Linked DNA regions of Homo sapiens: all the other regions are linked to region 6. Evidence: chromatin loops called from intact Hi-C (ENCODE). Cell type or tissue: endothelial cell of umbilical vein. All regions are shown on one strand. Links, peaks and the distances in the headings refer to the core of each region. The heading gives the core; the rest is flanking DNA. Region 1 overlaps LOC124901404 (a long non-coding RNA gene). Region 2 overlaps ALDH8A1 (aldehyde dehydrogenase 8 family member A1). Region 3 has its middle 100 kb from the start of SLC2A12. Region 4 has its middle 32 kb from the start of TBPL1. Region 5 overlaps LOC124901404 (a long non-coding RNA gene). Region 6 has its middle 68 kb from the start of ALDH8A1.

Region 1 (5,227 bases), core at 412-4,411, 760 kb before region 6:
TCCAGGCCAGGCGCAGTGGCTCACGCCTGTAATCCCAGCAGTTTGGGAGGCCGAGGTGGGTGGATCACCTGAGGTCAGGAGTTTGAGACCAGCCTGGCCAACATGGTGAAACCCTGCCTCTATTAAAAATATAAAAATTTAGCTGGGTGTGATGACACACGCCTGTAATCCCAGCTACTTGGGAGGCTGAGGCAGGAGAATTGCTTGAACCCGGGAGGTGGAGGTTGCAGTGAGCCAAGATCATGCCATTGTAGTCCGGCCTGGGCAGCAGAGCAAGACTCTGTCTCAAAAAAAAAAAAAAGAAAAGAAAAGGTAGCTCCATGCATGTTATTGCTCCTGAAGACCTTCCAGTGGGACAAGATGTGGAGATGAAAGACAGTGACATCAATGATCCTGACCCTGTCTAGGCCTAGGCTATTGTGTGTGTTCATGTCTTAATGCTTAATAAAATGTTTAAAGAGTAAAAAATAAAAATAAAACAATTTCAAAATAGAAAAAGCTTATAGAATAAAAATACAAAGAAAGAAACTATTTTTATACTACTATACAATGCGTTTGTGTTTTATGCTGCGTTACCTACAAAAAAGTCTAAAACTTTTATGAAATAAAAATGAGTAAGCTAATGTTAACTTATTACTGAAGAAATAATAATAATAATAAATAATTGAAGAAAGAAAAATATATTCTGGCCAGGTGCAGTGGCTCATATCTGTAATCCCAGCACTTTGGGAGGCCAAGGCAGGCGGATCACCTCAGGTCAGGAGTTTGAGACCAGCCTGGCCAACACAGTGAAACCCCATTTCTACTAAAAATACAGAAATTGGCCAGGTGCGGTGACTCACGCCTGTAATCCCAGCACTTTGGGAGGCCAAGGTGGGTGGCTCACAAGGTCAGGAGTTCGAGACTAGCCTGGCCAACATAGTGAAACCCCATCTCTACCAAAAATACAAAAACATTAGCTGGGCTTGGTGGCGAGCGCCTGTAATCCCAGCTACTCGGGAGGCTGAGGCAGGAGAATTGCTTGAACCTGGGAGGCGGAGGTTGCAGTGAGCTGAGATTGTGCCATTGTACTCCAGCCCGGATGACAGTGCAAGACTCCATCTCAAAATAAATAAATAAATAAATAAATAAATAATAAGAATACAAAAATTAGCCGGGTGTGGTGGTGCACCTCTGTAATCCCAGCTACTCGGGAGCCTGAGGCACAAGAATCGCTTGAACCCAGGAGGTGGAGTTTGCAGTAAGCTGATATAGGGCCACTGCACTCCAGCCTGGTGGGCAACAGAACAAGACTGTGTCTCAAAAAAAAAAAAAAAAAAAAAAAGAAGAAAAATATATTTTTATAAATGTAGTATAGCCTAAGTGTACAGTGTTTATAATGTCTACATTAGTGCATGGTAATGTCATTCCTAGGCTTTCACCTTCACTCACCACTCACTCACTGATTCACCCAGAGCAACTTCCAGTCCTGCCAGCTCCATTCGTGTAAGGGCCCTATATAGTGTACCATCATTTTTATCTTTTCTTCTGTATTTTTGCTGTACTTTTTCTATGTTTAGATATGTGTAGACACACAGATACTTACCATTGTGTTACAATTGCCTACAGTATTCAGTATAGTAACATGCTGTACAGGTTTGTAGCCTAGGAGGAATAGGCTATACCATATAATCCAGGTGTGTAACAGGCCATACCATCAGTCTGTATAAGTGCACTCTATAATGTTCAAACAACTATGAAATCACCTAATGACACATTTCTCAAAACATGTTCCTTTGGTTAAGCGAGACATGACTGTACTAGTTCTATCATCAGTTCCCTGCTCAAAAACATTCAGAGCTCCCCCTGGTCATTAAAAGAAATTCTGGAATCACACCTTTGAATGACTTTCCAGGTGTTACCTTAGTTGCTATATCCTGTCTCTCCCTAAACTCTTATGGCTCTACTATTGATAGTTTTTATTTTAACATTTGGTCATATACCAGCTTTGTATTGCTACTTAATTTATTCTTGGTTGTAGATCTAATTTTTTTTATGATGGAGTTTCACTCTTGTTGTCCAGGCTGGAGTGCAGTGGCATGATCTCAGATTACTGCAACCTCCACTTTCCAGTTTCAAGTGATTCTCCTGCCTCAGCCTCCCGAGCAGCTGGGATTACAGGAGCCTGCCACCATGCCTGGCTAATATTTGTATTTTTAGTAGAAATGGGGTTTCACCATGTTGGCCAGGCTGGTCTCGAACTCCTGACCTCGTGATCCACCCACCTTAGCCTCCCAAAGTGCTGGGATTACAGGTGTTAGCCACTGTACCCAGCCGACAGATCTAATTTTTTTAACAGAATTGAAAGATCCATGGTGATAATGTCCACTTTTTTTCTTCTTAAGCACAGGTGGCTTATACCTGAGCTGAAAGACTAAATTCCTTGAGCATGGGAATTAATCACTTTGTCCACAGAATCTAGGAAAGCATTTGATACCAAATTCCTGCTCAATAAAGTATTGAATTGAATGAATTAGGACAGGTGCTTGGTACGTGAGTTGAATAATTCACCTTTCTTCCAGCAGATGTCGCTAACTTTCAGGCTTAAATTTAAGGCTTTAATAAATAAGGCATTACATTTAAAACTTAGCTTAACTATTAAACTGATATTTATATTTTCAAACTGTAAATTTCTTCCTTGTGTTATTGTAAACTTCTGGAATTCCTTTTGCTATGCTTTTAGGAGTACTTCTTTGGCCAGTCTCCAATGGGTTCATTTCCTTCTGATTTTTTTTCCAAGCAGTGTTTTGCTTGCTGTACTCACAGATGATGAAGGTGGTTGTAATAGCAATGGCTGACAACGTGCTGGATGCAGGGCTAAGCGCTTCATGTGCATTATCTCACTTGAGATTCCTATAGCACCCCTGTGAGGTAGGAACTGTTATCACCCCTATTTTACTGTTGAGCAAACCGGGGAACATGAAGTAACTTAGTCAAAAGTCTCACAGCTTCAAGGTGACAGAATCAGAATTCAAACTTCAGAATTTTAACAATTTCAGCATGTTGTCATTAAGCTTTTTTCTGTTTCATTACACAGTTTTTGTAAACATCATTTTGCTAAACTTTTAACCTGGGTGCCAACGTTTGCTTATCACTAATAATATGTTTTGCAAATTAATAATAAAGTGAATTTTTTTAACATGTTCACTTTCTTCAGTGAAAATCTCAAAGAGTGGGCTTGTGCCCTTCACGTTTTCTGATTAGCATCTCTCATGCGTATTAGATTGGTACATTCTTTTTAACTAGAAAAATGGATGTTTGAACTTAAAAAATTTAAAACCCAAGCTTCTCTCTCACATCTAAACTGTATTCAAAATGCTTGATGAAGTTTTTTTCATCAAAGGCATATCTTTAAAAAGAACTCCTGCAAAACAGCGAGCACAACCCAGCACAGAGAAGTGCTCTGTAAGTGCTACCTATTAAAATTATTACTATCTTCATCTATATGGAAGCAAACAAAAAGATCAGAAAGAAAGCTATCAAGAAGATAAAAGAGATTGTTTAGGGCTATGGTGAACATTTATTATTTTTATCTGACCGACTTTTTTTTTTTTCTTGTACAGATGGGGTCTTGGTATGTTTGCCAAGGCTGGTCTTGAACTCCTGGCCTCAACTGAGCCTCCTGTCTTGGCCTCCTAAAGTTCTGAGATTACAGGCATGTTCCATTGTGCCCAGCCCCACTCAGTGTTTTTTCCTATCTGACTTTGGGAACAGTATTGTTCCTTATTTTGAGGACTTCTCCCATACACTGATTCTATGAGCTTTGGGGCAGCTGCCAATCATGGAATTGTGCTGTCCTGGCCACCCAGGTGGACATGTGATCCAGCCAGGCCAGGCTCAGCACTTCCTCAAGATTAATTGATCTGATATTCGGAGGAAAAAGTCCTTCCTCTCCTTTAAGGAAAATTAAGCAAAAGGAAACTAAATAAATTTTCTAAAAGCAGATATTTGCCAATCCGTGTTGAAAAAAATAGATCTATATTTCACAGCATTTACAAAAATTCCAAACGAATCAAAAGACTTAACAAACCTATTAAAAGAAAACAAAAAGGAGAATATACTTAAGAGTAGACCTTCTAAAACATTATAAAAATGCTAACGCCTTAAAAAATGGTGAATAAATGCCATTTTATCAAATTTCTGAACTTTTACATAACATCATTGCAAATAAGTTTAAAAGACAACTAGAAGACTGGGAGGAAATATTTGTAACATATATAACAATCAATGTTATTTATTTATTTATTTAGAGACAGGGTCTCCCTCTGTCACCCAGGCTGCAGTGCAGCGGTGCAATTATGATTTACTGCAGCCTTGAACTCCAAGGCTCAAGTGATCCTCCTAACCTCAGCCTCTGGAGTAGCTGGGACAACAGGTGTGTGCCACCATATCTGGCTAATTTTTGTAGACATAGGGTCTTGTTATGTTGCTTAGGCTTGTCTCGAACTCCTGGACTCCCACCTTGGCCTCCCAAAGTGCTGAGATTACAGGTGTGAACGACCATGCATGGCAATGGATTAATATCAAAATCAGCAAAGAACTCATAATCCATAAATAAGAGAAAAACGAGAATAAGAATAGACAATTCACAGAAGAGGTGGTATAAATGCTGAACAAACATATAAAAGATGCTCAACCTTGCCGCTTATCAGAGTGATACCAAACATAAATTTTTATGAAAAGTTCTATGAAATGAAATAAAATACCATGCCTGTGTCACCCATAATATTAAAAAAAATTCAAAATTTGATAATATTAATTGTTAGAAAGTATACTTGTAAAGGGACTTTCTCATACACTATTGGTGGTAGTAAAAATTTCATAACATTATAGAGTGCAATTTTAAAATGTAGTACTTGGCCTGGCACGGTGGCTCATGCCTGTAATTCCAGCACTTTGGAAGGCTAAGGTGATCCACCTGAGGTCAGGAGTTCGAGACCAGTCTGGCCAACATGGTGAAACCCTGCCTCTACTAAAAATACAAAATAAAAAAAAAAATCAGCTGGGCATGGTGGCAGGTGCCTGTAATATCAGCTACCAGGGAGACTGAGGCAGGAGAATTGCTTGAACCCGGGAGGAGCCGAGATCCTGCCACTGCACTCCAGCCTGGGTGACAGAGTGCAACTGTCTCAAAACAAAACAAACAAAAACTACATATACATATAACTATAGATAAACATAATATACT
Region 2 (5,227 bases), core at 448-4,447, 58 kb after region 6:
TTGAAATCGGGCTACTTCTACTAGGTATTCTATAGCCAAGCAAACTGTAGGTGTACCTAGCAATATTCTTATTGTCATCAGGATTAACTTGTGATTCAAGATTTTATTTTATTATTATTATTATTATTTTATTTTTTAATTTATTTTTTTGAGACGGAGTCTCACTCTGTCGCCCAGGCTGGAGTGCAGTGGTGCAATCTCGGCTCACTGCAAGCTCCGCCTCCTGGGTTCATGCCATTCTCCTGCCTCAGTCTCCCAAGTAGCTGGGACTACAGGCGCCCGCCACCACGCCCAGCTAATTTTTTGTATTTTTAGTAGAGACGGGGTTTCATCGTATTAGCCAGGATGGTCTCGATCTCCTGACCTCGTGATCCACCCACCTCAGCCTCCCAAAGTGCTGGGATTACAGGCGTGAACCACCACACCTGGCCCCAACTTAAGATTTTAATTGACTCTCTGGAGCAGGCAGGTGTCTTTGATTTGATGGGGCTGTTTAAGTCTGCGTCACTATTGTGCTGCCAGTCGCCCACCCTGGGGAGTGGAACTTGCCTGCAGTAGCACCGTTCTGGTGTTGAAGACAGGAAGCAGGGTGAGGGAACCCTGTGGGTGGAGGGGATTTCCCAGACAAGGATCAGAAAGACAAAGCCCATGATGTCACTGGAATCGATTGTGCTGCTGAGTGGAAGATTTCTATAAACTATAGGTTTGCTCCAACTCTGTGCCTGCCCCCCAACCCCAACACCTAATTACCTGCTTTATCCAGGAGTTTGCACAACATCCACGCAGTCACTGAAGTCAGCTCACTGGGCTTGGCTATCACAGTGTTCCCTGCAGCCATCGCTGGAGCTATCTTCCAGGTCAGCAAGTAGAGTGGCAAATTCCAGGGGCTGATCAGACCAGCTAAGGGATGAGAGCAGAAGCACTGCCTGTGACGGCATACCCCTCTGAGGTGGACTGGCCAAGTGGGGTTATTAACGCAAAACTCCTTCATGCTGCAGAAAACTTAGCTTACTCTTCTAACTTCTTCCCAAGCTTTGCTTATTTGTAGCCACTTTCAGGGAAATAATTCTAAAATATATTCCAAGCAACTGTATCTTTTAAAACAGAGTAAAGTCAATATGATTTCCCCATTTCTTGGCAGTTCATGATTATGAACAACAGCAATATAAACTCCAGAGCTAAAGAGTTGTCACCTATCATATACCCAAAGAAATATAAATCATTCTATTATAAAGATACATGCACGCGTATGTTCATTGCAGCACTTTGCTATTCACAATAGCAATAGCAAAGACATGGAATCAACTCAAATGCTCATCAATAATGGATTGGATAAGAATATGTGGTACATATACACAATGGAATACAATGCAGCCATAAAAAGGAACGAGATCATGTCCTTTGCAGGCACATGGATGAAGGTGGAAGCCATTATCCTTAGCAAAGTAACACAGAAACAGAAAACCAAACACCTGCATGTTCTCACTTATAAGTGGGAGCTGAACAATGAGAACACATGGACACAGGGAAAGGAACAACACACAGCAGGCCCTGTCAGGGGAGAGTCGGGGGGAAGAGCATTAGGATAAAGAGCAAATGCATGCTGGGCTTAATAGCTAGGTGATGGGTTGATAGGTGCAGCAAACCACCATGGCACACGTTTACCTATGTAACAAACCTGCACGTCCTGCACGTGTACCCTGGAACTTCAAAAAAAAATAAAAAATAAAAAAACAGTTGTCACCTGTCACTAAACAGTTCCAGAATGTGACGCATTTTGAGATTTATAGACTGAGCTTTACTTTTTCAAAAATGTCTCCTTCCCCATTATTTTAACGGTCTGGCTGTTATTTCTTCTAACATGTTTCTTTACCTTTACTTCAAATCTGTCATGGGTTGAGACATAAAATCTCAAGCTTTATATAATTATTCATAAAATAGGGGCCAATGAGTTCTGAGTGTTCCATGTGAGGGCCCTCCTATCAGTAAAGCCAATAACCTTTGGTGCATGGACTGTGACATCCATTTTGGCTATTTAGAATATTTTTAAATAAAAATTCTCTCTAGATTGTCACTTGTATCCTGACCAGATAGATTTGCTGGATGAGTAACGTAACCAGCAGCTAGAATGTGTCTCCATGCAATATTCTGAACCTATCCAGGTTTCCAATCACAAAACAAACAAATATAAAAATCTACCTTCTGAAAGGAAATTGATTCACCTTATTTTATACTCTTCCCTCAAGCCTGTGCTATGAAAGTAAATGCATCTTTTATATTATTAAATTTCCCACTGAAAAATCCATTCTTTAGGGGATAAAAATATTTTTGCAGCAAAATATATTAGCACACTTCCTAGGAGGAGGTAGAGCTTTCCACAATGCCTTGAAAACATAATTTCTGAAGGTTTCAAGTAACCAAAGCAATGAGATGTCCCAATTGTTTTCCTTTTAGCTTATATTCATAAAATGTAATAAGCTAAAAAGATGATTTTTTTCTCCGAGGAAACAGTGACATCTGGTGGAAGGTTTTAGTCATCACAGACATTTATTTATACGTTCTTCCAAAGGTCAAGAGGCAAAGGAATGCATGAAGTAAGATAATTCTCAGTAGAGGCTTATTTATCACACACCTGGCACCATACTACATGCCCTACACTTATTAATTTATTTAATGTACATAAATAGTTCTTTCTTTTTTTTTTCTTTTGAGACAGAGTCTCGATCTATCACCCAGGCTGGAGTGCAGTGGCACCATCTCAGCTCACTGCAACCTCCGACTCCCAGGTTCAAGTGATTCTCCTGCCTCAGCCTCCCAAGTAGCTGGGACTACAGATGCATGCCACCACGCCCGGCTGGGTTTTTTTGTTTTGTTTTGTTTTGTTTTTTTGAGACCGAGTCTCACTCTTGTCGCCCAGGCTGGAGTGCAATGGCACAATCTCAGCTCACTGCAACCTCGGCCTCCTGGGTTCAAGCAATTCTCCCTGCCTCAGCCTCCCAAGTAGCTGGGATTACAAGTGCCCGCCACCACATCCAGCTAACTTTTTGTATTTTTAGTAGAGATGGGGTTTCGCCATGTTGGCCAGGCTGGTCTCGAACTCCTGACCTCAGGCGATCCGCCAATCTTGGCCTCCCAAAGTGCTGGTATTACAGGCATGAGCCACCGCGCCCGGTGAATTTTTGTATTTTTAGTAGAGACGGGGTTTCACCATGGTGGCCAGGCTGATCGAATTCCTGACCTCAGATGATCCTTCTGCCTCAGCCTCTCAAAGTGCTGGGATTACAGGCGTGAGCCACTGCGCCCAGCCTGATTTTTCCTTTTTTAAATATAAGTAGAAAAAAAAATCCTGGCATGTGAATTTACATATTTACTCTTAGCATCATTCTTTTCCCTATGATTTTCCAGATAAGTCATGAACATGAGGCCTGGCGTGGTGGCTCACGCCTGTAATCCCAGCACTTGGGGAGGCCGAGGCGGGAGGATAACTTGAGGTCAGGAGTTTGAGATCAGCCTGGCCAACATGGGTGAAACCCTGTTTCTACTAAAAACACAAAAATTAGCCGGTGTGGTAGCTCGCACCTGTGGTCCCAGGTACTCAGGAGGCTGAGACTAGAGAATCACTAGAATCCGGGAAGCAGAGGTTGCAGTGAGCCGAGATCATGCCACTGCACTCCAGCCTGGGCGACAGAGCAAGACGCTGTCTAAAAAGAAAAGCAGGGAATTTGACACAAAGAAAATAAACTAGAAATAGATCTTTGAGGCCAATGGATTTTAGAAAAGAAAAATATCAGCTCTTCCTTTTCTTTAACCTGTTCCTTGAGGACAATGCCATAGAATGTTGTGAGCATCTGCAAGCATAACCGGGAGGTGGGCTCTCACTGAACAGCACTCACCGACTCCCACCGGGGCCCGCACCGTGTAGTGCATGCAGCCCAGGTGGTCCATCTGCGTGCACTCTGACGTGTGGTGCAGGCTGGAGGAAGCGAAGAACCTGAAGTTCTGCACAGACCGGGGAATGTCCATGGTTCTTGCCAGTGCTAAGGTTTTCCCTGTAAGAAGCAAACAACATAAAGCACTATCAGCTAATGGGGACACTCTATCCATCAGCTTCCACTGCCCACGCGTCCCAACTCACACTGAAACAGCCTGGATTCCTTCTAGCCCGGGGCAGGCATTCCTTGACCTCACAAAGACTTGATCATGGTTTGATAAAACCATACAATATTTAGGTATAAGGTTGGAAACTGAGGTGGGGGGTTAAAATTGAGTCAATAATCTTTGTTCTGTGAACTGAACACATCATTCTCATCACCAGTTTGCCAGATGCTACCACTTCACCCACACAAACTCTTGCAATTCAAAATCACCAGGCTTTGTACCTGCGACAAAGGCATTGAAATACGGGTGTTAGGACAGTTGTAATTGCACAGCACAAAACGAAACACTTTTATACACATGTAATGTGTATTTCATGACCTCCCCACACATGGTAGAGTCATCAGAAGAGCGGCTGGGAATGCCCTGGCACGGGATGCTGTGTGGCACCTGCTTGCCCATCACATGCCCTGCACGTCCTAGCTCCTGGATGGAACAGAAAGAGAAACAGAAGCTTACCTAGACTGCTACTGAGTTCTCTTTAGCGATGCAGGGAGCCTGGCCAGGAACACCAGCAGAGAACTATTTTCTTTTTAAGGGCTTGGACTCAGGCTGCTTTCTGATTTTTGATTGGTTTATGGCACACATGTAATTTTTAAAACTCTTGGCTTATCTTAACAGATATTCTTGCAAAAATTTACAAATATTTACTCCATTACTCTGACCTCTGGGAAAGAGTGGGAAAAAAAAATGAGATGTGTCGGGAGTGGAATGGTGACTGACATATCAGAAAACATCCTAAATAATCTGACTGCATAACTGCTTTTCAAATTATCTTTGCTTTGAAATTCTCTGCTTAGAATGAGTAGGAGACTGCATGATCAGCCCTAGTTCTTCATCTCTCCCTATATCCATGCCCTTTGCTGTATATATTTGCACTTCCTTTCATCCAATGAACAGAGTATATTTCTTTGCCCCTCAGCTTTTGGATCCAGCCATGTGACTTTCTCTGGCCATCTGAATGAGACAGGGCTGGGCCAGCCACAAGTCCTGGCCTTCCCAGGCCTGGAGCAGGGGAGGGTTTGCTCTCCACTTCTACTATTGCCAGAGGAGCAGGCACATGGGCTGGCCT
Region 3 (5,227 bases), core at 537-4,536, 730 kb before region 6:
GTAGAACAGAAAACTGGCACACCATTTGATACATTCCCTCTGTATACATGTAATAGGGGAATTATCTGAAGGACTGCATGGCAAGACTTCCAAAAGTACTGATGAAACACTTCTGTTAATATCGCTTAGATAATCAGAAATACCCTTTCTTTTAGATGGTGTCTAACTAAAAAGACACAACTCAGAGGATTAAGAGTCATGGGTTTTAGCTCCATTTGTCCTGTTAACTAGTCATGAGACCTAAGATAGCCAATTAATCTTTACTTCTGGCCAGGCATGATGGCTCATGCCTGTAATCCCAGCTCTTTGGGGGCTGAGGCAGGTGGATCACTTGAGCCCAGGAGTTCAAGACCAGCCTGGGCAACATGGTGGAACCCAATTTCCAAAAGAAAATACAAAAATTTTCCAGGTGTGGTGGCATGCACCTGAAGTCGCAGTTTCTTGGTGGGCTGAGGCGGGGGGTTCACTTGAGTCTGGGAGGTCAAGGCTGCAGAGAGCCATGATTGTGCCACTGCACTCCAGCCTGGGTGACAGAGTGAGACCCTGCCAAAAAAAAAAAAAAAGCAAAAACAAAAAACACCCTTATTTAGCCAATTGGATTTATAACATCTGCCTTAGCCCAATGCTTTGGGCTATTAAATGAGAGTTTAGATAGTCACTGCTTGTCCTTGAAATGTGAATACCTTGTATTGGCCTCCAAACATAATAGTATTATGTGCTATGTTCTCAAAACTACTATTTATTTATTTATTTATTTTTTGGTCCACTTTTATGTGTTTTTCTCATGTTTTAAACTTTAAGTATCATTTCAGGGAGTCAGTGTAACTTGAGTAATATATTTAAAATCGTGGCCTTTGATCATTTAGGCAAACTATTTATTAATAACTTGTATATCACACATTTAAATAGTCAAGACTTTCCCTCTTTAAGTTAGATATAATTTCTATTTTACAGAAAATAAAAAACAGTCAGCCTAACAGCACACTTGATTTTTTGGAAACTACATTTACACTTGCATCTTCTACATTTGCACCTGATACAAATAATTGTATCAGGGAGATACAATCATTTGCTGAAGGTCATGAGAGCAGTAAGGGACTGTGGCATTCAAATCCTGTTGTTTCTGACTCTAAATTTCACTATTTCGTATGGTTATGCTGTAACATGGAAGAAGTCTCTCTTCTTCGTGTTTTCAGGTTTAAACAAAAGAGTTTCAGGCTAGCTGTGGTGGCTCACACCTGGAATCCTAGCATTTTGAGAAGCCAAGGTAGGAGGATCACTTGAGCTCAGGAGTTCAAGACCAGCCTGGGCAAAATAGTGAAATCTTGTCTCTACAAAAAAATTTTAAAAATTAGCCTGGTGTGGTGGCACGCACCTGTAGTCCCAGCTACTCAGGTGGCTGAGGTAGGAGGATCACTTGATTCCATAAGATGGAGGCTGCAGCGAGCTGTAACCATGCCACTGTACCCCAGTCTGGGTGAAAGAAGGAGACCCTGTCTCAAAGAGTAAACAAAATAAAAGAGCTTCAAAGTTTTACATTGTAAACCCACTGCCTCCAAATGTTCAGATATACATTAGGACAAACTCTAATCTTGTTGAGTAGCAAAAAAATAAAATATTCTCATTTTCTGAGCTAAGTGAGGCACCAACATTTGTATAGTCACCTAATTATTTTTTAATCTATCTGCCTGGTTTGCAAAACTCATGAAGACAAGGACCACATTCCTTTTTGTTCATCATTGTATCCCTAGCACTAAGCGTGGTGCCTAACATTGAGAAATACTCAATAGATTTTTATTGAAGCAATGATATGTATATGAATGAGTGAACTATAACAAGTTTCAGGTATAAGCTGAATTTTAAGTACAAGTTATGGGGAAATAAAGAAGGAAATAGCTCTCCAACAAAGTCCCTCACCTTTTTCTCCTGTGTTAACATCACTGCTGGTTTACAAAATAAGCACCAGGTTAAAATTCTGACAAGGACGTCTGTGTAGGATAGATCATTCCAGGTAAAATATGGGTTCTTGCTCTAAAATTTGGCCTTTTTTTGGTCATGACTTGTGAAAATAAAACTTATCAGCAAAACTTCATACAAAAAAGTTTTATAAATAAAAATAGTGAAAGAAATAGTATACTGAATGTGTGTACCAGACAGGTAAATAATACAGGTAATATTTATATCTGAAACCGAGAAAATGCAGTATCATGTATCATTGTGTCCACTGGGTGGCGCTGCAGACTGAGGTTGATATTCCACAAATTGCTACCCTGATGTCAGACAATAAAACAAGTTAGACAGTAATTCTTTATATGTAAAAGTTCCTATTTTTCATTTGATTCTCACAATAGCTCTGTGAGGAATGTACAGTATGTATTATTATCCCTTAAACACAGGACTTAGATACCATTAAATATATGCCGCTGCCTCTCAGATTTGTAATACATTTTAATCAAATATTCACTTTAAAACAGCCCATTCATATTTGAACTAAATGTTCCAAAGTTATTAACTGGTAACCTTTGGTTCTTTTCTACAGTTTCAAGATTTTGCCTCATAAAAAAGCAATCCCTTGCTGGGCGCAGTGGCTCAAGCCTGTAATCCCAGCACTTTGGGAGGCCGAGGCAGGCGGATCACAAGGTCAGGCGTTCGAGACCAGCCTGGCCAACATGGTGAAACCCCATCTCTACTAAAAATACAAAAATTAGCCGGGTGTGGTGGCGCTTGCCTGTAATCCCAGCTACTCAAGAGGCTGAGGCACAAGAATCGCTTGAACCTGGGAGGCGGAAGTTGCAGTGAGCCGAGATCGTGCCATTGCACTCCAGCCTGGGTGACAGAGTGAGACTCCATCTCAAAAAAAAAAAAAAAGTAATCCCAGTGGAAGGGAGACTAAAATAGCTGGCCTATATATTCCTGGCAGTGGCTCCTTTGCTCACGCTCAGTAAATATGCCATGATGTTCAAAGGAGGCCTGGGAAGAAGTGAAGGCTCTGGTGTCAGAAACAGTGGATTCCAACTCTGGCCCTTCCGCCCTCTCCATAGGTGTCGAGTCATTTGAACTTTTCAGAGCCTCGGTATTAACATATTGAATAGAAATATTTTACCCTCTTTGTCTTACTAGTCTGATAAGAAGATAAAATGAGTCAACATGAGAGAAGTGTTCTGTGAATGTAGGTTATTTATTTATTCACTTATTTATTTATTGAGATAGGGTCACTGCAGACTCAACACCCGAGGCTCAAGCGATCCTCTTACCTCAGCCTCCTGAGTAGCTGGGAACACAAGGGCATCGCCAGCCTGGCTAATTTTTGTATTTTTGGTAGAGATGGGATTTCACCATGTTGCCCAGGCTGGTCTCAAACTCCCAAGCTCAAGCTATCCTCCCACCTCGGCCTCCCAAAGTGCTGGGATTCCAGGCGGGAGCCACCGTGACCAGCCAATGTGAAACATTTTCAAAATCAATTTAAATAAACGGTTGCAGTCGTCCCTCTGTATCCACAGGGTCCACATCCATGGATTCAACCAACCATGAATTGAAAATATTTTTTGAGGCCAGACATGTTGGCTCACATCTCAAGGTGCTTGTAATCCCAGCACTTTGGGAGGCTGAGGGGGGTGGATCACCTGAGGTCAGGATTTTGAGACCTGCCTGGCACAAAAATCAAATGTGCTTTTAGGCTATTTTTTATTTTAGTAGAAACCCTGTCTCTACCAAAAATACAAAAATTAGCTGGGCATGGTGTCAGGTCCTGTAATCCCAGCAACTCGGGTGGCTGAAGCAGGAGAATTACTTGAACCTGGGAGGCAGAGTTTGCAGTGAGCCAAGATTACGCCATTGGACTCCAGCCTGGGCAACAGAGCAAGACTCCATCAAAAAGAAAGAGAGAGAGAGAGAGGGAGGGAGGAAGGAAGAAAGGAAGGAAGGAAGGAAGGAAGGAAGGAAGGAAGGAAGGAAGGAAGGAAGGAAGGAAGGAAGGAGGGAGGGAGGGAGGGAGGGAGGGAAGGAGGGAAGGAAGGAAGGAAGGAAAGAAAGAAAGAAAAATATTTATTGAAAACCCAAAGGCCAGGCACGGTGGCTCACGCCTGTAATCCCAGCACTTTGGGAGGCTGAGGTGAGTGGATCACGAGGTCAGGAGATCGAGGCCATCCTGGCTAACACGGTGAAACCTGGTCTCTACTAAAAATACAAAAAATTAGCCGGGCGTGGTGGCGGGCGCCTGTAGTCCCAGCTACTCGAGAGGCTGAGGCAGGAGAATGGCGTGAACCCAGGAGGCGGAGCTTGCAGTGAGCCAAGATCGTGCCACTGCACTCCAGCCTGGGTGACAGAGCAAGACTCCGTCTCAAAAAAAACAAAAAACAAACAAACAAACAAAAACCCAAAGGCAATAAAAAAAATACAACAGTAAAAAAAATACAAATTTTAAAATACAGTAGAACAACTATTTACATAGCATTTACATTGTATTATGTATTATAAATAATCTAGAGATGACTTAAAGTATACGAGAGGGTGTGCATAGGTTATACACAAATACTAAGCCTTTTTTTTTTTTTTTTTTGAGATAGGGTCTCCTTGTGTCACCCAGACTGGAGTGCGGTGGCTTGATCTCGGCTCACTGCAATCTCCGCTCCCCCAGGTTCAAGCGATTCTCCTGCCTCAGCCTCCCGAGTGGCTGGGATTATAGGCACGCACCACCACACCCGGCTAATTTTTGTATTTTTAGTAGAGACGGGGTTTCACCATGTTGGTCAGGCTGGTCTCAAACTCCTGACCTCGTGATCCACCCGCCTTGGCCTCCCAAAGTGCTGGGATTACAGGCGTGAGCCACCGCTCCTGGCCTACTAAGCCATTTTATTTAAGCGACTTGAGCATTCACAGGGTTTGGTATCTGCGGGGACCCCGGAACCAATCCTGCCCCCGGGTACCAAGGGACAGTTGAGCACCTTGAGATGTATATAAAAACTCATTTCTACCAAATAACAAAACTCTCAAAAGGATACTGTTAGAAAAAGTTTTAAAAGATTCCTGGCCGGGCACGGTGGCTCATCGCCTGTAATCCTGGCACTTTGGGAGGCCGAGGCGGGTGGATCACGAGGTCAGGAGATCGAGACCATCCTGGCTAACACGGTGAAACCCCGTCTCTACTAAAAATACAAAAAATTAGCCGGGCGTGGTGGCGGCCACCTGTAGTCCCAGCTACTCGGGAGGCTGAGGTAGGCGTGAACCC
Region 4 (5,227 bases), core at 584-4,583, 960 kb before region 6:
TTTTCATTCAGGGGAATAATAATAACTTCCCCCACTGAACCCTTTTTAAAGAGGCAATAGGAGAATAGATAAATAAATAGGACTGGGCATGATGGTCCATGCCAGTAATCCAAGCATTGTGAGAGGCTGAGATGGGAGGATTGCTTGAGCCCGGGAGTTCAAGACCAGCCTGGGCAACATAGTGAGACCTCCACCCCCGTCTCTACCAAAAAACAAAATTAGCTAGGTGTGTTTCTAAATAAATAGATAAATAAAGTTTTGGGATTACATCATCCTAGCAGTTATATTTATTACAGGGACTTTCCATTCCTCACAGCACATTTCTGTCAGATTGGAAAATCAGCACTAACATGTTTTCCCTATGATCCCTGTTTCTGTTGCCACAAACTGGATACCACTTCAGTTATCAAAGTCTCCTCTCTTACATCCACCCATTCAGGATCTCACGTATTTTTCCTTTGCATTGTTTTGTACAACTATTCCTTCCTTTCCATTTCCTATCCTCGTGGCTCTATAGGTCCAAATTGCCTCATATCTTGGCTACTATAATAATTTTCTCATTCGTGAATTTGGTTAGGTCTCAGAATCATGCCCCAATCCAATCTATTCTACACTGAAGCCAAATCTTCATGAAAACATGATACTCCTCGATATTTCTTTGCCTGGCATTCGAGGCCTTCCATGCTCTGACTTTACCTTCATCTCAATGTTATTCCTACTTTTTCCCCATCAAATATGTTCGTTGGATAAATGCTTAAACCTCTGCATCTTTTCCTTCTGCCTGGAATATACCCATGATTGTGGCTATATTTCAGTTTTGTAAAATTCCATCCTTCCTTCAAGGTCCAACTCAAATGCCATCTCCTCCATGAAGGCTCTCCCAATCACCTTACCAAGAAGGTGTAAGCTGCCGTGTGAGTGAGATGGATTCTAGGATGGTACAGAATCAGTTCATTAAACCAACTCATAACTGGAAGAGGCATAACATTTGCAGGCTCCTATCAATATTGATTTGACCATTCACTGAAATTTATACATCTGAGCCAAGGATAGATTAATAAAAGGGACGTGACTCACACAAAGAACCAAAATCTCCATTATGTATTCAAAATTTCCCAGAAAGATATGAGGGACAAAGGAAATTTGGTCACAAGAAAGCAGAATAGAGTTCTACCCTATTAATGGTAGACTAGAGTTCATTGGGTTTTTACAGAGGTTGGATGAATGACCCACCTTTGCAGTCAGTGTCCTATCAGAGGGCAGAAACCAGAACGTAATTTGAATAAATTAAATTTTAAGAAGTTGACTACTGGCCGGGTGTGGTGGCTCATGCCTGTAATCCCAACACTTTGGGAGGCCGGAGCGGGTGGATCACTTGATGTCAGGAGTTCGAGACCAGCCTGGCCAACATGATGAAACCCTCTCTCTACTAAAAATATAAAAAAATTAGCCGGGCATAGTGGTGTGCACCTGTAATCCCAGCTACTTGGGGGGCTGAGACAGGAGAATCGCTTGAACCCAGGAGGCGGAGGTTGCAGTGAGCCGAGATGGCGCCACTGCACTACAGCATGGGTGAAAGAGCAAGACTTCATCTCAGAAAAAAAGAAAAAAAAAAAAAGTTGACTGCAGCAGAGGATTAACTATAAAGGGAGAACCCTAGGGATGAGTGAATATACCCAGCGAGGGAACAAAGTTGGAAAAGAGGGCCCCTTCCCAAAGGTAGGATTCAGACCTCACTGGAGAAGTTCACCGGAGAGAGGAGAGGTTCCTGAGTTGATTGAGGCCATAACTGTCCCACAGCTGGTCTGAGCAAAGGCTGGCAAACTAGAATTTCAGCTAGAGCTCGCAAGCAGGAAACTGCCTATTGGGGTGCAGGCTGGCAGAGGCTGGCAAGCTGGGAACCATGGCTGGGAATTACTGGGAAACTGCCCTCTAGGGTTTAAGGGGAAAGCCACCCACAAAAGGTGCCACACCTAGGAAGTCGCTGTAAAGCCACCTGAGGAGACGATGGATGGAGATCTCCACAAGGGAGTGGCTGTGTTCTGGCCACCAGATGCTGCTGGAGGCCACACCTGCTGCAGGAGCATGGTCTGCAGGAGCCTGCTAGGAGGAGCACAGTGGGTGAGGCGGTGGCTCATGCCTGTAATCCCAGCACTCTGGGAGGTCGAGGCAGGCGGATCACTTGTGGTCAGGAGTTCGAGACCAGCCTGGCCAACATGGTGAAATGCTGTCTGTATTAAAAATACAAAAATTACCCGGGCATGGTGGCAGGCATCTGTAGTCCCAGCTACTCGGGAGGCAGAGGCACTAGAATCACTTGAACCCGGGAGGTGGAGGTTGCGGGGGGCCGGGATTGCACCACTGTTCTCCAGCCCTGGGGACAGAGCCAGACTCTGTCTCGAAAATATAAAATAAAATAAAATATAAAATAAAATAAAATAATAGAAAAGTAAAATCCTGCTAGGAGGGGCACAGTGGATGAATTCGAAAGAGGAAACACTTCTCCTTACAGTGTCCCTCCAGCGCCCTCTACTGATAAAGTTTAGCATCGTGCCAGCTGCAAAGGAGAGATGCTGGTAGAGACTGGCTCCAGAACAGTGGGTTTCCAGCTGAACAGGCAACCAGGAGTGGATTTGGAGCTGAGAGACAACAAATTGATAACTGGAACACTGCCAAATCATTTCCTCCTATATTCTTCTTTTTCCATTCATAAGTCAAAATGGATTTGTTAGTCCATTCCCAAATTCCTAAATCCCAGGGTTTCTCTAGACACCACCATCAAAGAATTCCAAGGTAATAAAATAAACTTATTGAGGCTTGCTCTAGGATAGGTGTTTACATACATTATCTCCCTGCTGCAGTGGTAACATAGTGAGTGCTATACTTTTGGTAAGCTGTCTATAAGTACTTGCTACTACTCTTATTATTTATTTATTTTTAAGGAGTCTCACTCTGTCACCCAGGCTGGAGTGCAGCGGCGCAATCTCGGCTCACTGCAACCTCCGCCTCCCGGGTTCAAGCGATTCTTCTGCCTCAGCCTCACTAGTAGCTGGGATTACAGGCGTCCACTATCACTCCCGGCTAAGTTTTGTATTTTTAGTAGAGACGGAGTTTCACCATATTGGCCAGGCTAGTCTTGAACTCCTGACCTCGTGATTCGGCTGCCTCAGCCTCCTAAAATGCTGGGATTACAGGCATGAGCCACCGCGCCCGGCCGTTATTCTTACTTTACAATATGAGAAAACTGAAGTTCAAGAACTCACAACTAGTAAGTGATGAATCTAAAACTCTGAATGTAAGATCATTTGACTAGAATATTGGTGCTCTAGTCACTAACTCAGGACGAACTTTTCACAAAGGGACTAATTTTTTGATGTGATGTGCTAAGAAATTCCAAGTTCTAAGCTGAAAATGTGGTGCCTCAACTAAGGTCCTGCCTTTGAGAAATCCTGCAGGCATTCAACTATTGCTTTTTGGATGACACATATTTTTTGTAAATGTCTAAAAAATGCAATAGAAGTTAAGCTTTTCTCTTTAACTTTCATTGTGAGTGTGCTCAGAATCTAGCTGTATTCACATCTCTAGTTCTGGGTGATTCTATTAGCCTAGCATTTATGGAGTGCTGAGTAAATGCTAGACACTGTGCTAAGTGCTCTGCATGGCTTTACCTCTATAATCCTTGCCACAACCCAGAGGACAGGCTATTTTCCAGATGAGGAAACTGAAGACGGGAGGGGTTCAATAACTTCACCAAAGTCATCATCTAAGCGGTGACACTGGTATTTTAGTCCAAATAAGTCTTACTCCAGGACTCAACTTTTTTTTTCTTTTTTTAGACAGGGTCTCACTCTGACACCCAGGCTGGAGTACACGATCTCGGCTCACTGCAACCTCCACCCTCCTGGGTTCAAGTGATTCTCCTGCCTCAGACTCCCAAGTAGCTGGGATGATAGGCATATGCCATCACACCTGGGTAATTTTTGTAACTTTAGTAGAGACAGGGTTTCACCATGTTGGCCAGGCTGGTCTGGAACCCCTGACCCCAATTGATCCACCCTCCTTGGCCTCCCAAAGTGCTGGGATTACAGGCATGAGCCACCGCGCCTGGCCGGCTCAACATCTTGACCATGCCATGAGGCCAGGGCCCAATCTAGTCACCTTTTGCTTCCCCTCTGATGTACAGTTTTCTTTGTTTCCAATACTTTAGATATTTAAGCTTTAAAAATATAAAATGAGGCTAATATATTTTTCAGCTGCTTTCAATTAATAAAGGAAATTGCTCCTTTGAGATTATTAGGCTGTTTTAAGAATGTCAGGCAATTTTATAGGGAGCAGCCTATTTCTAATTCTTTTAGATTAGCAGAGGAAGAGCCGCTGATATGTTGCCCCCTGCCCGTTCTCACTGATTCTGGGTGAAGTAGTGCAGATATGTGGGTACATGCCATGAGCAATTTGTGATTGTCTAGGACAAGGATAGCAGCTGCTACAGTATTTTTGGTGGATTGATCTTTCATTGCCTTGCTTCTTACCCTGGGTCAGCTTGCTGGGAGCATCACATCTACAGAGTGGCTTTTATGAAACTCGAGCAGTGAGTTCACTTGTGCTTCCCTCTTATGTTTAACAAAAATATATCTCATGCCCATTTCTGTGACACTCAAACTAGAATACAACTTATGTAACTACTGAAAGCAAAACCTATTTAAATATTGACTTCTTAAATACTTGCTTCACTTAGCATTTTTTAAATTCGATTTAATTAAATAATCTCATGTATAGAATATGACTATCATGCCAAAGCTATCTGATGGTAAAAAAGATGGGAACACAAAAAAAAGAAGGTTAATAGTGTAATATCCCATAATATTGGTTTACTTAATTTGATTTTATAAAATAAAATTAAACATATGTAGGTCTACTTTTAGATAAAAAATATTCCTAAGGGCCTTCTATAGACCTCTCAATCCATGGACATCTGTCAATTATAAAATCTTCCTAAGTTTTAAGGCAGCTGCATGGCTAGGTCTAATGGCTGTCCAGGAGTTCCTGATGTACCATAAGGAGGATTTCAGAAACTTGTAGATCTCACCGAGTCATGACAGCAATTATAAACGGTTGACAATTACTGTTCTAATGAATGGACATTCACCTTTCATAAGCTTCCCAATTCTTATGCTTCTCTGTATAAACCCCTCCTTCCTGTTCACCTGTTACACCACATGGTGGCAGC
Region 5 (5,227 bases), core at 515-4,514, 770 kb before region 6:
AATACTGATAAAATATTTTTTTACAACAGAGATGCATCAGCTTATCAATTGGAAAGGCAGCTCCTTATTTAGATGCACAGGTTATTTTAGTATTGTTTGGTCAACAAGGTCATTAGATGATCAAACTTGCTTCTCTGAAATCAGCACTGAAGTTCTGTTACTTATATAATACATGTGCATTCTCAAGTACACCTATCTTCTCCTTAGGCCCTTATTATCTCACTTTATTCTACTGCATTAGTCTCCTATGTGACTTCTCTCTGAGACTTCTTTGGGCTTCAGTCCACTCTTGATATCGTTGCCAAATTAATTTTCCTAACACCAAATTCTGATCTTGTCAACCACAACTGAAAAATACTGAATGAATTTTCATGGCTTAGAATAATGGTTCTCAAATGTTGCTAAAAGTTAGCATCAGCTGGAGAGCTTTCAAAATTCTGATGCACAAGCCACACTCCAGTCTAATTAAATGAGAACCTTGGGATGGAGTGAAGTGGGGGGCGGGAATGAGACCTAGGCATCAGTAGGTTTGTTTTTTTTTTTTTGAGACGGAGTCTCTCTTTGTGGCCCAGGCTGGAGTGCAGTGGCGTGATCTCGGCTCACTGCAACCTCCACCTCCCTGGTACCAGTTCAAGCAATTATCCCTACCTCAGCCTCTTGAGTAGCTGGGATTACAGGCATGCGCCACCAAGGCATCAGTAGTTTTTAATACAGTCATGCATTGCTTAACGACAGGAAGCGTTAAGAGAAATGTGTCATTAGGCGATTTCATCATTGTGCAAACATCATAGAATGTACTTAAACAATCCTAGATGGTCTACTAGATGTGTGTGGTAGTCTATTGCTCCACAGCTACAATTTGTACAGCATGTTACTGTAATGAATACTGCAGGCAATTGTAACATAAAGGTAAGTATTTGTGCATCTACACATATCTAAACATAGAAAAGACACAATAAAAATATGGTATAAAAGATTTTTTTTTTTTTTTTTTTTTGGAGACAGAGTCTCGCTCTGTCACCCAGGCTGGGGTGCAGTGGTGTGATCTCAGGTCACTGCAACCTCTGCCTTCTGAGCTAAAGAGATTCTCCTGCCTCAGTCTCCCAAGTAGTTGGGACTGCAGGTGCATGCCACTGTGCCCGCCACCACGTGCAGCTAATTTTTGTATTTTTAGTAGCACTTTGGGAGGCCAAGGTGGGCCAGTCACCTGAGGTCAGGAGTTTGAGACAAGTGTGGCCAACATGGCAAAACCCTGTCTCTACTAAAAATACAAAATTAGCTGGACATGGTGGTGAGTGTCTATAATCCCAGCTACTTGGAAGAATCCCTTGAACCTGGGAGGCAGAGGTTGCAGTGAGCCGAGATCGTGCCACTGCACTCCAGCCTGGGCTACAGAGTGAGACTCCCTCTCAAAAAAAAAAAAAAAAAAACCACAGAAAATTTTGCTGCTTCTTACTGAGAACCACTAGGCTAGACTAGTTAGAGATAACCTAATCAGATCAAAAACTTTAAAAATGTTTATTGATTATAATAATAATAAGGTGTGAACCAGGAATGAAAACTCCTTACTTCATCCTACATTGAGAAATGACAAACATTACATTGATGCCTTTACTTTTAGAAACTGCAACAAATTCAAATCTGATTCAGGCTTTCTAGCCTATTACAATTCCCTTGGCCCATGATCTATATGGAGTTGGAAGGGCTCATGTAGCACATGACCTATTATACAGCTTACTGGGGAAACAGGGTCCTATTTCTCAAGCTTCACCAGAGCAGAAACTTCATCTATCTTATTTAAAGATGTATTCTCAGAACCTTGAACAATGTTTCATATTGGATATTTAAAATTTACTTGATAACGAGGCCAGGCGCAATGGCTCATGCCCGTAATCCCAGCACTTTGGGAGGCTGAGGCAGGTGGATTACTTGAGGTCAGCAGTTCAAGACCAGCCTGGCCAATGTGGTGAAACCCCGTCTCTACTAAAAATACAAAAATTAGCCAGGTGTGGTGGCGCACACCTGTAATCCCAGATACTCAGGACGCTGAGGCAGGAGGATCACTTGAACCCTGGAGGTGGAAGTTGCAGTGAGCAGAGATCGTGCCATTGCACTCCAGCCTGGGAAACAGAGCAAGACTTTTCCTCAAAAAAAATTATTTGATAAAGATATGCAATTCTCCAATTAATGATTTGAGATCCATACAATCCTATATAATCACCTCCCCTCCTTTCCTCCTAAATTATAAAAGTCATCCATCTTTCAAACACTAGGTGGCGCTGGTCAGCCCACAGGCACTAAAGGCTCTTTTAAAACTGCCACATGGTGTCCCTGTTGAGCACCAATCCTGCATTCATTCATTCATTCAAGACAGTCTTGCTCTGTCACCCAGGCTGAAGTGCAGTGGAGTGAACATAGCTCACTGACTGCAGACTCAAACTCCTGGGCTTAAGTGATTCTCTCACTTCAGCCTCCTGAGTAGCTGGGACTATAGTTGCACACCACCATGCCTCGCTAATTCTTTTTTGTAGAGACGGGGGTCTCACTATGTTGTCCAGGCTTGTCTTGAACTCCTGGCCTCAAAAGATCCTCCTGCCTTGGCCTCAGCTTCCCAGAGTGCTAAGATTACAAGTGTGAGCCACTATGCCCAGCCTATCTTGCATTTAATCACAGGACTTTTATCTCCCAATGCAATGATGCCTAGTGATGGCTAAAGCTCAGTCTCTCGCAGGTCACAGTCACATACCAACTCTAGACTCTGTATTAGTTTTTCGGGGCTGCCATAACAAATTACCACAAACTGCATGGCTTAGAACAACAGAAATTTATTGTCTCATCGTTTTGGAGGTCAGGAGTCAGAAATCAAGGTGTTAGCAGGGCCTGCATGCTCTAGGGAAGGATCTGTTACAGGCCTGGTAGCTCCCTGGCTTATGACTGCATAATTACAGTATTCACATGGCAGTCTTCCTGTGTGCATATCTCATTCCGCATTTCTCTTTTTATAAGAATACCAGTCAGATTGGGTTAGAGGTCCCCGCTACTCCAGTATGACTTCAACTAATGACATCTGCAACTGCTCTATTCTAAATAAGGTCACATTCTGTGGTACTGCGGTTAGGATTTAAACATGTGAATTCTGGGGAAGGGTGCTATGGTTTAAATATGTGCCCCAAAGTTTATGTGTTGGTAGCTTAATTTTCATTATGACAGTATTAAGACATGGGACCTTTAAGAAGTGATTAGGTTATGAGGGCCCTGTTCTCATGATATGGTGAGGCTTCGTGTCACCACCCAAATCTCATCTTGAATTATAATCCCCATAATCCCCACATGTCAAGGGAGAGACCAGGTAGAGGTAATTGAATCATAGGGGTGGTTTCCCCCATGCTGTTCTCGTGATAGTGAGTTCGTTCTCCCCAGATCTGATGGTTTTATCAGGGGCTCTTCCCCACTCACTCAGCACTTCTCCTTCCTGCCACCTCATGAAAAGGTGCCTTACTTCCCCTTCACTTCCTGCCATGACTGTAAGTTTCCTGAGGCCTCCCCAAACCATGCTGAACTGTAAGTCAATTAACCCTCTTTCCTTTATAAATTACCCAGTCTGGGGCAGTTCCTTATAGCAGCGTGAGAACGGACTAATATACCTCATGATGCAGTAATGCTGCTATCACAGGAGTGAGTTAGTTAATTGCTGCAGTTAGATGTTTGGGCTGTTTTGATGGGCAGGAGGGAGCTCCTGATAAAATGATTTCTGCTCAGTTTCCCCTCTGTCTCTCCTGTGCTCGCTTCTGCCTTCCACCCCTCCACCATGGGGTGACCCTTGCCAAATGCCAGTGCCATGCTGTGGACTTCCCAGCTTCCAGGACTGTGAGCTGAATAAACTTTCTTTACAATTTGCTCAGTCTGTGGTATTCTGTTCCAGCAGCAGAAAACAGACTAAGACAAAGGGACACAATTCAACCCATTACAGGCTCCAACATAAAACCCCCAGCTCAGCCACTGTCCCTCAACGTATCCTGAAGTCCAGAGGGGCTGCCAATGCTTAACCACAAATCTCCAGGTCCTACATGTGAGCCAGGTCATAATTTCCCCTCAAGATTTCTTCCCATGTGGGGGCCATGTGTACAAAGGCCTTGTGTCCACCCTGAGAGATAACTTAAAGTCTCAAATAGAAAAAGCTGCAGAATTTTTCCCCTCTTTTCAGAAAGCCCCTGGTTTTCTTTGGCACATTTCTCCCCTTTAAAACATGCTCCAAAACAAGAAGAGAGGCATAGAGAAGTGCCAGAATCCACCTATCAAAACAGCCCAAACATCTAACTGCAGCAATTTGCTCACTGTTAGGCAAGTGATTCAGACCAATCAAAACCAGACTTTTGTTTCAATTTTGGAGAAGAGAAGTTATCTCCTTTCTCTGGACCTACAGCCAAGAACATCTGAGCCTGAATCTCATCACACATGGAGATACTTTGCTTAAGAGTGAAGCCCAAGCTGGGCACAGTGGCTCACGCCTGTAATCCCAGCACTTTGGGAGGCCGAGGCAGGTGGATCACCTGAGGTCAGGAGTTCGAGACCAGCCTGGCCAAAATGTTGAAACCCCGTCTCTACTAAAAATACAAAAATTAGCCTGGCGTGGTGGTGTACGCCTGTAATCCCAGCTATTCGGGAGGCTGAGGCACGAGAATTGCTTGAACCTGGGAGGAGGAGGCTTCAGTGAACCAAGATTGCACCACTGCACTGCACTGCACTCCAGCCGGAGTGACAGAGCAAGACTCTGTCTCAAAAAAAAAAAAAAAAAAAAAAAAAAAAAAAAAGAATGAAGCCCACACTGCCAGAAGCAGAGCTGAGTGTTAGAGAGAGACTGACTTTAGAACATTCTTTAAGCCTCTGATGCAAAGCCATCTGATGGCTTATTACATGAGCAAAAATTCTCTTTTTATTTTCTTTTTTGTCCCATTCAGGCCAGTTTGAATTAGATTTCTTTTTCTTTCTTTTTTTTTTTTTAGAACAGGATTTTCTTTTTTAACTTAAGTAACTGCAAGTAGGAAGCTAGAGGCAGAGCCCCAAGCTGAGACAAATAATAACTACCCATTCCCCAACCAAACAGGGGGAGAAGGTGGCCCCTCCACCCTTTAGGGTCAATTTGAGTGCCCCTCCTCACTCTGCTGCAGCATCCTAGAGACAGGGCCCTATCTTCCCTGGGACTGGGATAGTCAGTAACCCAGCCAGC
Region 6 (5,227 bases), core at 847-4,846:
AAAATAAAACTGGAAGTCATCTTTGATTCTGTCCTCTCCCTCTCCATTGGCATTGGGCAGCTACCATTTGTTGCAATCTACCTCTTTAAAAACCCTGATATCCATCCTTTTCTCCCCCTAAGACAGCCGCCCAATCCCACCACTCAACACTCTGCAGTAAAAAGTCTGTCTCTTCCCTCAAGGAGCAGACCTATTTTTGCTTGGTCTTTGTGCCTCAGCTCCTGACAACACAGTGCCTGGCACCTAGTAGGGTCTCAATTGTGCTTACTAAATGAACGATTTTTCTTATGCAATCTCTTCCTTCATTTGCGAAACCATATGGGTGCCCAGGTGGTATGACTGGCAGGAAACCAAATGGAATCCAGAAGTGATACAAAGGGACCTCCCTTAGAAATCTCCACTGGTGGAATGGATTTAACTCCCGAGCTAAAGTGTTATATTTCCGGGAGATCTGTGGTAATAATCAAATAGGTTCTCTAAGACATGAATTATCACATCAGTTCAGATCAATGTATTTCACCAACTCTCGAGATCCAGAGGGAATGGGACATAGGACAGGTGAGTTGGGGGGCGGTTAAGGAGGTCAAGTGAGATCCACAGCATAAGACATTGCCCCATGGAGGAACCGGGTCTGAAGGAAAATTACAGAACTAAAACTCAGGTCATTTAGGCTTTGCCTGTAAAATTAGATGTATCATAAGAAAGAAAAGCCAATAATTCATGTTTGAGTCAGAAATAGGAGAGGCTATACTTCCTGTCTGGGGCCACAGCCTCTTAGGCTCTGCTTCTACTTAGAGTAATAATTCTCATTCTAGACATGAATCTAATAAAACCATGTGTTTGGATTTCCTGGAATTTTTCTGACTGTGAATATAGACTTGTTCCCAAAAACTTCCACGTTCCATCTGCCCTCCTAAATGGGCAGTTTCCACGATGTCAGCAGAGGAAATGCAGGGAGCTGCCATGATGTCTGCCCGCTGCTGCCAGATCTCATCCAAGTGGCAGGTGAAGATTTATTCACACCCAGATACACAAGCCACTGAATTCATTTTTTAACTTATTGTCTGAGTGGAAATAGGAGGAAATAAGAGCTAACGAAATAATTCAGTTGGTCAGAAAGTGTTTTATATCTTATTTATAAGAGTGCTCTAAACCGAGTTGAATCATCTCCAGATCTACCAGATGTCACTGGTTATTAGGAGTTGCTACAAGTCACCAAGCTCCTCCCTCCCTCTTTTGCTTTTGTTCTCCTATTCTTTCTTCCTTATTTTCCTCCCTTCTTTTTCCTTCCTTCCTTCCTTCCTCCCCTCTTTTCTCCTCCCTTCCTCCCCTCCTCTCCTCTCTTCTTTCCTTTCTTCCCTCTCTCCTATATTAGTTCTCTTGGGCTGCCATAAAAAAATACCACAGGCCAGGCACGGTGGCTCACGCCTGTAATCCCAGCACTTTGGGAGGCCAAGACAGACGAATCACTTGAGGTCAGGAATTTGAGACCATCCTGGCCAACATGGTGAAACCTCGTCTGTACTAAAAATACAAAAATTAGCCGGGCATGGTGGTGCATGCCTGTGATCCCAGCTACTTGGGAGGCTGAGGCAGAAGAATTGCTTGAACCCAGGAGGCAGAGGCTGCCATGAGCTGAGATCACACAACTGCACTCCAGCCTGGGCAACAGAGTGAGAATCCGTCTCAGGAAATGAAATAAAATAAAATAAAGGAAAATAAAATAAAATAAAATACCACAGACTGAGTGGCTAAAACAACACAAATGTATTTTCTCACAGTTCTAGAGGCTGGAAGTCCACAATCAAGGTGCCAGCAGGGTTGGCTTCCTCTGAGGCCTCTTTCCTTGGCTTGCACATGGCAGCCCTCTTGCTGACTGCACAGGGTCTTGCCTCTGTGAAAACCTGTGTCTCTCCTCATGTCCTGATCTCCTCTCTCATTAGGACACCAGTCAGATTGGATGAGGACCCACCTTAAAAGCCCCATTTTAACTTAATCACCTCTTTAAAGGTCACATTCTGAGATACAGGGGCTGACTTCAACCTATGAATTTGTGGGGGGCACAATTCAGCCCATAACACACTCCCCCTTCTTCCTTTCCTTCCTTGTTGAGGGCTTATCACAGGCCAGATGCTATAGAGAGGAATGAGACAAAGAGAATATCACAGACCAGATGCTACAGAGAGGAATGAGACAAAGAGAATCCCTAACACTAACACACACACACACACACACACACACACACACACACACACACAATGATGTTACCAAAGCTCTCTTGTTTTCGGAGAGTGGCTTCTTGGACTGAGACCAGTGTTGGCTTTTGTCACATTACAGTTTAGGGTGCAGCATGCCCCGTTCTGTTGAGCGGGGTAAGGGCCAAGACAGGGTGGGACAGTGATGATGACTGAGAGGAGTTTGACCCCTGGCTCTGCCTTTGACTTTATGAATGACATTGACAGGGGATCTGGGCTTCAAGATGCTCGCATGTGGAAAGAAGGGGTGGGATTCGAAACCTACTCAAGCCCTCTCAGTCTCAGTTGATGATAGTACCTGAAAGACCTCCTTGATGTGGGAAGGGCTCAGGGAAGACCCAAGTCTTCCAAGGTCTGAAATATTCAAAGGAAAACAAACCAAAACTGGCTCTTTGAAACGCGTGTCTAGCAAGGAATATGTACTAAATATAAGCGATTCCTATTTCTACTGACGTAAAAGATTAAAATTGCTTTTCTGGGTCAGGCCTTTGCAGGAGCAGAGCTTGTGAGAATTGGAAAGGCTGTTAAGCGCCAGGAAAAATATTCTGCAGAGAAGCAGCGTCACCTGCTGGGATGCAGTGGTGTTGCATGTGATAAGTGAAATGACGAATCGTCAGCCTGGGTTTCTACTGAATATGAAATCAGGAACATTAATCTTAATCAAAAGCTGAGTTTTCAAGACCACCAAACTGCGGAAAGATTTCTCCGCAGGTTAATTTTAGCCATGTTTTAGATTTATTTTTGCTTCAAACTATTCACCCATGCTATACATCTTTCTTTATAAATCAGACTCAATGATATGTGCTAGTAAAAGCCAGTTAGTCAAAATCTGTTATTTAGAGGACACAGCTAGGATCACAGGGCTGAAGTCTCCCTTAGTTCAGGCTTCATTAAACAGCCACCCAACTCATCAGCTTCCCAGACCTCCAAGTCTCCTTCCAGCTCTAGAATTTAGCCACATGTATTTACTGAGTTCTGTTAAACACGGGACATTTTGTGTACTGAAAGATGTATGGAGAAATGTAAGATATGTTCCTGATCTCTTGTTTTGGAGACTTGGCATTAAAGTATACAAAGATAAATAGTAATTATAAAAGTTAATAATCACGCTATTAAACAAATAAAGTATGTTCAAGAGTGGTATAGACCAATGGCTACTCTGAGAGCCAGTATTTCTGGCTGGGGGCAGAAAGAATTTAAGGGTTTCTTGAGCCACATGTGAAAAAATAACAAGAATTTTGATGAAATTCATGGATAATAAGAAAAACTGAAGTAAGCACCAAAAAATGGAGACCAAGAACATGTTAAACGTTTTTGATAAGAAAAAAATGAAATGTGCTTGAGAAACACCAGGAAAATCAATTTAACCTGAGTAGGAATTTTTAGGAGAATAGTTTGAGATAAGGCAGGAAAAGGAAGCTGAGACATGATGATTCTGTAAATGCAAGGATAAGGAAGTTTGAGCTTATTATTGTAAGCAATTGAAAAGCATTGAAGATTTCTGGGAAGGAAAATAAAGTGATAAGAACTGTGTCTTAAGAAGACTCACCTGGCAATCACATGCAGGAAGGAATGATTCTAAGATGTGAAAAGATGCCCTGAATGTGTAAAAGGCAGAGTGGTAGAAAGAGGATTTTCAAGGTCACAAATGTGTATGTAAAAGCAGCAGAGAAATCTGGCTCTTTGATACTTTTTTGTATCAAACAATATACTCTAACTTAATATAATTTTTTTTTTTTTTTGTGAGAAAGAGTCTTGCTCTGTCGCCCAGGCTGGAGGGCAGTGGCGGGATCTAGGCTCACTGCAACCTCTGCCTCCTGGGTTCACGCCATTCTCTTCCCTCAGCCTCCTGAGTAGCTGGGACTACAGGTGCCCGCCACCCTGCCCGGCTAATTTTTTGTATTTTTTGTAGAGATGGGGTTTCACTGTGTTAGCCAGGATGGTCTTGATCTCCTGACCTCGTGATCTGCCCACCTCAGCCTCCCAAAGTGCTGGGATTACCGGTGTGAGCCACCGCGCCTGGCCAATTTAAAATAATTCTAAAGACATGAATGTAAGAGCTAAAAAACTATGAAACTGCTAGAGGAAAACTTTGGGGAAATGCTTCAGGACATTGATCTGGGCAAAGGGTTTTTGATTAAGACCTCAAAAGCTCAGGCAACAAAGTAAAAATAGGCAGATGGGATTACCTCAAGCTAAAAAGCTTCTGCACAGCAAAGGAAACCATTTTAAAAAGTGAAGAGACAACCTACAGAATGGGAGAAAATATTTGCAAGCTGTCCATTCAACAAGGATAAATAACCAGAAAATACAAGAAACTCAAACAAGTCAATAGCAAAAAACAAACAAGCAAACAAAACAAGAAAAAACCCCCAAAATGATCCAATTAAAAAAATAAGCAAAAGATCTGAATAGACGTTTCTTAAAAGAAGGCATGTAAACGGCCAACAGGTGTATGAGAAAATGCTCAAACTACTAATCATCAGGTAACTGCAAATCAAAAACCACAACAAGAGAACATCTTACCCCAGTTGGAATGACTGTTGTCAAAAAGACAAAAATTAACAAATGCCAGTGAGGTTGAGAAAGGGGAACGCTCTGACACTGTTGGTAGGGATGTAAAGTAGTACAGCCATTATGGGAAACAGTATGGAGGTTCCTCAAAGAACTAAAAACAGAACTACCATATTAGCCAGCAATCCCACTGCTGCGTATATACTCAAAAGAAAGGAAATCAGTAATCAAAGAAATTTCTGCATTCCCATGTTTATTGCAGCACTATTCACAATAGCCAAGATATGGAATCAACTAAAATGCCCATCAATGAATGCATGGATAAAGAAAATGTGGTACATGTACATAATGGAATATTATTCAGCCATAAAGAAGAATGAAATCCTGTCATTTACAGCATCACAGATGGAACTGCAGGTCATTATGTTAAGCGAAATAAGCCAGGCACAGAAAAACAA

The links. A loop is a pair of places that touch in the nucleus more often than their neighbours do. Peaks named below come from ENCODE experiments on the same cell type or tissue, not always from the same donor. Only the 100,000 strongest peaks of a DNase experiment are listed, where the experiment ranks them.
Region 1: it touches region 6 in a loop (12-fold over the local background); 33 of 110 quality-filtered maps call a loop at or near these places.
Region 2: it touches region 6 in a loop (8-fold over the local background); 15 of 110 quality-filtered maps call a loop at or near these places.
Region 3: it touches region 6 in a loop (8-fold over the local background); 77 of 110 quality-filtered maps call a loop at or near these places.
Region 4: a loop joins it to region 6, with 2.7 times the contacts of the local background. A loop is called at or near these places in 3 of 110 quality-filtered maps.
Region 5: a loop joins it to region 6, with 11 times the contacts of the local background. A loop is called at or near these places in 33 of 110 quality-filtered maps.

The regions. Positions count from the first base shown.
Region 1 is chr6:134,121,214-134,126,440 of GRCh38, forward strand. LOC124901404 (a long non-coding RNA gene) reads left to right here. Exons shown (of 3, transcript XR_007059774.1): 3 at 1-220. Among named protein-coding and RNA genes, the nearest start is that of SLC2A12, 71 kb to the left of the region's middle. In endothelial cell of umbilical vein, for the core only: a CTCF peak has its summit at 2,562 (motif pointing right); DNase peaks (open chromatin) are centred at 2,658 and 2,808.
Region 2 is chr6:134,938,516-134,943,742 of GRCh38, forward strand. It overlaps ALDH8A1 (aldehyde dehydrogenase 8 family member A1), which reads right to left. Exons shown (of 7, transcript NM_022568.4): 3 at 3,894-4,049; 4 at 751-900. Among named protein-coding and RNA genes, the nearest start is that of ALDH8A1, 9.0 kb to the right of the region's middle. In endothelial cell of umbilical vein, for the core only: a CTCF peak has its summit at 2,531 (motif pointing left); a DNase peak (open chromatin) is centred at 2,506.
Region 3 is chr6:134,154,729-134,159,955 of GRCh38, forward strand. No RefSeq gene overlaps it. Among named protein-coding and RNA genes, the nearest start is that of SLC2A12, 100 kb to the left of the region's middle. In endothelial cell of umbilical vein, for the core only: a CTCF peak has its summit at 2,239 (motif pointing right); a DNase peak (open chromatin) is centred at 2,253.
Region 4 is chr6:133,918,909-133,924,135 of GRCh38, forward strand. No RefSeq gene overlaps it. Among named protein-coding and RNA genes, the nearest start is that of TBPL1, 32 kb to the right of the region's middle. In endothelial cell of umbilical vein, for the core only: a CTCF peak has its summit at 2,546 (motif pointing left); a DNase peak (open chromatin) is centred at 2,543.
Region 5 is chr6:134,108,974-134,114,200 of GRCh38, forward strand. All of the region lies in intron 2 of LOC124901404 (a long non-coding RNA gene), which reads left to right. It also overlaps the pseudogene HMGA1P7. Among named protein-coding and RNA genes, the nearest start is that of SLC2A12, 59 kb to the left of the region's middle. In endothelial cell of umbilical vein, for the core only: a CTCF peak has its summit at 2,307 (motif pointing right); a DNase peak (open chromatin) is centred at 2,298.
Region 6 is chr6:134,879,820-134,885,046 of GRCh38, forward strand. No RefSeq gene overlaps it. Among named protein-coding and RNA genes, the nearest start is that of ALDH8A1, 68 kb to the right of the region's middle. In endothelial cell of umbilical vein, for the core only: a CTCF peak has its summit at 2,832 (motif pointing left); a DNase peak (open chromatin) is centred at 2,812; H3K27ac peaks cover 276 bases.